Regions from separate parts of the Mus musculus genome. Here region 1 is linked to region 2. Evidence: chromatin loops called from intact Hi-C (ENCODE). Cell type or tissue: left cerebral cortex. All regions are shown on one strand. Each heading gives the region's core, and the rest is flanking DNA. Links, peaks and the distances in the headings are about the cores only. Region 1 holds the start of Prkag2 (protein kinase, AMP-activated, gamma 2 non-catalytic subunit). Region 2 has its middle 2.6 kb from the start of Gm33836.

The links. A loop is a pair of places that touch in the nucleus more often than their neighbours do. Peaks named below come from ENCODE experiments on the same cell type or tissue, not always from the same donor. Only the 100,000 strongest peaks of a DNase experiment are listed, where the experiment ranks them.
Region 1: a loop joins it to region 2, with 2.1 times the contacts of the local background. A loop is called at or near these places in 3 of 42 quality-filtered maps.

Annotation. Positions count from the first base shown.
Region 1 is chr5:25,099,647-25,102,552 of GRCm38, forward strand. Prkag2 (protein kinase, AMP-activated, gamma 2 non-catalytic subunit) reads right to left here and starts at 996. Exons shown (of 16, transcript NM_145401.2): 1 at 365-996. The coding sequence starts at 478. It overlaps Gm42232 (a long non-coding RNA gene), which reads right to left and starts at 357. Exons shown (of 2, transcript XR_880887.2): 1 at 207-357. It overlaps 2900005J15Rik (RIKEN cDNA 2900005J15 gene), which reads left to right and starts at 1,329. Exons shown (of 1, transcript NR_027851.1): 1 at 1,329-2,906. In left cerebral cortex, for the core only: a CTCF peak has its summit at 1,577 (motif pointing left); DNase peaks (open chromatin) are centred at 670, 1,043 and 1,552; H3K4me3 peaks cover 1,761 bases; H3K27ac peaks cover 1,844 bases.
Region 2 is chr5:25,163,790-25,166,695 of GRCm38, forward strand. No RefSeq gene overlaps it. Among named protein-coding and RNA genes, the nearest start is that of Gm33836, 2.6 kb to the right of the region's middle. In left cerebral cortex, for the core only: a CTCF peak has its summit at 1,585 (motif pointing left); DNase peaks (open chromatin) are centred at 1,496 and 2,048.

The sequences.
Region 1 (2,906 bases), core at 219-2,718, 64 kb before region 2:
TTCCCCGCACTTCACAAGAGGTCCTTTTCAACAAAACAACACAACTCACCACCCCCCTCCCCAGCACCCGCACCGGCCCGATCCAGGGCTACGCCCAGTCCGCCACCAGGCTTTGCGCACCCGGGAGCGCGCTTCTCGTACTCGCTTCCCAGCAGACACCCTTGCCTCTGTCCTAGACAATCCCATAGCTCCACTATAGTACGGACCAAGATCCAATCTCGGGCTCTGCGGCCCAGCTTGGGCCCTGCCCCTCCCCCTCCCCAGCCTCCCGAAGGGACAGGAGGGACAGGACGGCGCGCGCAGAGTGTCCCTTGTTAACCGCCTAGGCGCCGCGGGAGTCTGGAGCTCCAGGGATGGGACTCACCGGAATGTGCACTCGCAGTGACCGCCTCTTCAGGCTAGGGTTCTTTTTGCCACTGCTCCCGCCCGGGCTGGAAACCTCTTTCTTCTTCTTGGTGTCCATGGCTGCGCTTCCCATAACTTTAGCTAGAAGTTAATTCCGGTGCCTCGTCCCCGGGGTTCGGTCCCCTCGCTGCCTCCCAGGACTGCTGCCGTTACACTGGAGCCACGCGCTTTTTATGACTGTCCTCCCACCCTGAAAACACCTCGTGGGGACTTCCGCGGGGAGGGCGGGTGGCGCAGGTAACACGCGGGGCTCCACCCGAGGGGCTGGCAGTCCGCGGAATGCCGGGTTGGAGCGTCCTCTTTCTCCTACGGAATCATTGGGTGCAGAGTCTCGGCCCGTGCTACTTTTGGTTACGCGTGGCAGAAGTCTTGTGCTGGGTGATAAAGTTTTCCTCCTTCTGCAAAGCGAAGCAACATTTTCCACCTCTCGGCTCCTCCCACAAATTCCCAGAGGTAGTCGGCCAGGCAGGTGCAATTAACAACAGCAATTTGGAAAACAGCCTTCTCGTGTCTGTGCCTCGATGGAAACGGTGGCCAGAGACACTTGGTAGAGAAATGCATAACCCTGGGCCGCACAATAAAGCGACAGGGAGCCTGGGACCCGGAGGGCCTCCTCTTTGGGCGAGAGGGAGGGCAGAGGGGGAAGAGGAGGTGCAAAGGCGAAGACTCGTCGCAATTGGGCTGGCGCGTGGCCGCAGGAATAAACTGTGGCGGCGGCTGGCTGGGTTCTGCGGGCCGAAGGGCGCGCCCCAGCCCCTAGGGGAGAATAGGGCAGGGCGCCCGCCCCGGGCGGCCTCTGAGCCGCGGCCCCCGGGACCCGGGGAACTGTGGGGGCCGGGTCTGGCACCAACGTAGGCTCTGGGAGCGCTGGGCGGTGGCAGGCGGCGCGCGCGTTGAACAGGAAGTGCGCGGCGTGCGGCGCCACTGTCCCACTCCACGCGGCCCACGCTGCCCCCGGGTGGTCGCCGTGCACTCTCTGTCTCAAGGTAGGCCAGCTCCGGACTCGCCAGGAGCTGATTCTGATCCATCTGGTTTTGCTGTGTCTCTGTTTAGGTCCAGCCCCCGGAAACACACACCCGCAGCCCGACCACGCCACGATTGAAGCCCCGGGTCAAAGTGGTTCGGGTGACCGCACTCGCTTCTCGCAACGCCGCCCCCCTGCGGCGTAGGGAACCCCATCCTGTCCAGAGCGGCCTGTGGCGTGGTGAGTGCAGGCTTTTCTCCACAACTTGGTTCTTTTCAGATTCATCAAAGATTGCGCAACAAACCTTGATCTTTGGCAAAGGCGCTCTGGTCTCAGTAAATGCTGAAGTCCTAAAACCACGAGAGGAAATGGGTGCGTCGGAGCCTGAAACCAGGGCGAACACGCCACGTGCTCCCGGATCTTCAGAGCCACTGGCTGCAGATCTGGTACTGCGGGCTGCTCAGGGCCCTGGTGTTCCTCCCAGGCAGCAGGACCTTGGCTTCTGGTCTGAGTGAGGGGCGTGCTTCCTCTCCTGCTCAGAATTGAATACCGGCTGACCCCAGTGATCACTCCAGCTCTTTGAAGCTAACATCAGCCCACCTGCTCCCTGTAAACAGTAATACACGGACAGTACCTATAGCATAAACGTGATAGGGGTTCCTTTGACGAAGACATGACACGGGTAAGGAGATGGCCTTTACTCCTCTTCCTGCTCTCCCACCGTAGAGGATGTGGTTACCACTTTAAGACCATGATTTAGTAAAGGACCTGTCTGTCCCATGAGAAACCCATTGCTGGGTCCAGCAATCCCCTGGATTTCCACGGTACCAGCCAAGTTCCTGCAAATTAGGTAAAACCCTACAGCTGGGGGGAAGGGGGCGATCCTTGGTTCATCAGGTAAGTTTGTATACATCCTGCTACCACACTTTCAAAACAAGAATGAAGTACACCTCCTCCCCAGAGCCCCCAACCAGTATCCCTAAGCAGCTTCTGGAGAGTCCTCTGAAGGTTCTAACCCGGTGTCGGTGTCGTCACCCTCCTCCCCAGCCTGGCTCCTCACTAAAGGACTCCCAGGACCCCAAAAGACATCATTCTACTGAGGGTTCAGACTGCTTCTTAGAAGCAGAAGTGAGAGGTTTGGAGGGACGCAATACCAACGTCCAAGGAGGCTACCCTCAGCCACTAAAAAAAGAAAAGAAAAAATCACTCCAGGTTTGTCAAGTGTTCTCTCTCTGTAGGTTGGAATGTTCATCTCTTCATGATGGTGTGCCAGGATGCATAAATGGTACCATGTGATGAGAAAGAAGTGGCTTTGAAAGAAGCAGCCATCAGAAGAGACCAAGAAGACAGAGGAAAGGACTCTGAGGGGAACGTACATGCTCCTTCTATCACCACCTTTCCCTTGGGGTGTGCGTGTGTGTGTGTGTGTGTGTGTGTGTATGTGTGTGTAGCTTGTGTGTGTGTGCACTTGCCTGTGGTAGCTTGTGTGTGTGTGTGCACTTGCCTGTGGTAGCTTGTGTGTGTGTGTATACTTGCT
Region 2 (2,906 bases), core at 295-2,794:
CTTTACTGGGGGAAAGGTTGTAAAGGTGGAGGGTGGGTCTGAGGGAAGGGAGAGATGAGTGGGATTGGGGTTCATGATGTGAAATTCACAAAGAGCTGATAAAAGGTTAAGAGAAGCAGCAACAGAAGAGGAGGAGGAGGAAGAGGGGGAGGAGGAGGAGGTAGCGGTGATGGTGGTGGTGGAAGTTAAACACAGGATTTGTCCTTTTGGGACTGGCACATTTCACCAAACATTATGTCCTTAGGACTCACCCTGGCTGTAGCATGGGTCAGAATCTCCTCTATTGCAACTGTGTGGATACACCATAGTTTGCTTACCCAGTAATGTCCAGTGGACTCTGGTCATTATTTTAACAAACATTCTTTGTGCCAATGATGAGGCATGCACAGCATTTGGCGCTAGCCACATGATTGCTGCGGACAAAGTAGAGCCTGGACTTCAGAGGTAAAACAGCATTGAGTAATCATGCCAAAAGAGTTGATCTTTCTTGTTTGAAGAAATCATTAGTGCATAGACTGCTCTCAACTCACATACCCACACCATTAAAAAAATCATAACATCTGTATAGAAATGAATCAATAAATTGTGGGACTAGTCACGGAAAAGCTTGAAAACTACCATGCATGGCATGAATCTTCTAGGAGGTGGGGAGGAAATCTGAGAACTCTGCCTGTCTCTAGCCCCATTGTTTCTGGTTCCAGCAGCAGGCATAGCTGTAGGAGCATCCCTGAGTCTGGGAGGACAAGGGCAGAGATGCTAGTACTCTGCTCATACTCAGAGGCAATGGCTCCTATGCCAGCACAGGTGCCAGCTGGCCCCTGTCCTCTGGCTGATATTTATTATGACCTCTACAAACAGTTAACAGTTTTGTTGTTTTGTTTTCTGAATCAGTGTCTCAGAGAGCACAGGCTGGCCTTCAATTCCTTATAAAGACCAAGATGGCCCTAATTTCATGATTTCTCTGCCTCAATTTCCTAGTTGCCAAGATTTGGCTAAACTGTTTCTTATTGTTTGCTTTTAATATTCTCTCTCTCTCTCTCTTTCTCCTTCTCCTTCTCCTTCTCCTTCTTCTTTTCTTCTTCTTCTTCTTCTTCTTCTTCTTCTTCTTCTTCTTCTTCTTCTTCTTCTTCTCTCTTCTTCTTCCTCTTTCTCTTCCCTCTTCCTCTTCCTCCTTTTTCTCCTCTTTCTCCTCCTCCTGAAATAGAATCTGATGTATCCCTGGCTGGCTATGTAGCTAAGAATGGCCTTGAACTCTGATGATCCTATTTCTGTCTTTTAGAGGTGGGGTCACAGCTATGCCCTATGTGTCCTCTTCATCCAGTGCTGGGGATTGAACTCAAAGCTTTGTGCATGTTAGACAAGCACTCCACCAAACAAGATTCATCTTTAGTCCTAAACTGGACTAAAATTCTTTCAGTTTGTCACAGGCTCTGTGATCAGTTCTGGAATTTGTAGTAAGAGAAGAGGCTTTCACACCAGAGGGCTGTGGTTGGTGGTTCTGACATTCAGACCTCCTACAGCATCACAGGGTGCTGTACTTGTTGGGTACTTGACTACTGAGTTATTCTAGATCTCCCTCTTGTGGGCCATCAGTGAAATAAAACACATCAGTTACTTTTAATAAATGTGATAATGAATAGTATAGGTTGTGAATCAATTGCTGTGAATTCTGTAAACCGATCAAGACCCTTAAAGGTTTTCATTATAAAATATTACTAAAATGTGCATTGCGAGGCAGTGAACTGTGAGAGGTGCTAAGGTGGAGCTAAGGTTTGAAGCCCTAGGGATCCTGAAGGGACCATAGGAGCTTCACCTGTTCCCAGCACCAGGCCCCTGGCATGTAGCCACAAGCCCCTATATAGAGAACTGTGGCCATCAATCACATTGAGGCAGTGCCCCCAAGCCCCTTCTCGTGTAGATGATGTATCTAAGGTCAAGTCAATATGAAGCACCTGCTATCAGACCCACCCCACCCCGAAACTGTATATAAGATCCTATCCAGAAGGAATAAAGGGGTGTGAGAATTACTCTGTTGTCTGAGAGCATCTGTCACAAGAGCTATAACACTGCCTTTGTCACCAGAAGCTCTACTGCACTCTGCTCACTAGCCACCCCCAGCCAGCTTGGCTCGGCTCAGCTCAGTGCAGCCAGTGCAGAGTCTTAGAGCAACAGCGGCTGCCAGAGCAGTGGAGCGGAGGTGGCAGAGGCATTTTGCCCTGCCTGCTTGTACCCTTTCCCCTTCACTTGAACCCTCCCATCAGGCTAAGCCAGAGGTCTCTGTGGATAGCCTCTGGTACACAGCCTGACAGTGCATAGCATGTAATATAAAAATTGAGTCCACAAGTCATTTTTATCAAAGCTTAACATTTATCCTATATTTATTATTTTAATCAATTAATTTGTGTATGCACTTGTGTATACTACCTATGTTGAGGTTAGAGGACGGCTTGTGGGATTTGATTCTTTCCTGTTGTGCAAGTCCTGGGGACTGAACTCAGGTCATCAGATTTGACTGCAAGTGTCCTTACCTATGGAGCTATTTTGCTGGCCCCATATTTATTATAGGTCTATTATCATAACAACTTCCACAACTTGAACTTTATTCTGAATTTGTATTAATTGTTCACATACTTATTCTTATACATCTATATACATGTGTCAATATAATACAAGCTATTACCTTACAGGCTTTCAATCTTCCCAAAAATTTTAACACTATACATTATTTTGTAATCCCCATTTTTCCTTCAAATTACACTTGTGAAGTTTATCTCTCTGTCTATTTTATTGCTTTCCCTCCAAGGCATGTGTTCTGTGCATCTCTTAACAAGACTTCTGACTCTTTTAATTTTTAAGAGAAAGAGGAGAAAGAGCTAGGCAATGGTGAAAATCAACAGAGCTGATAC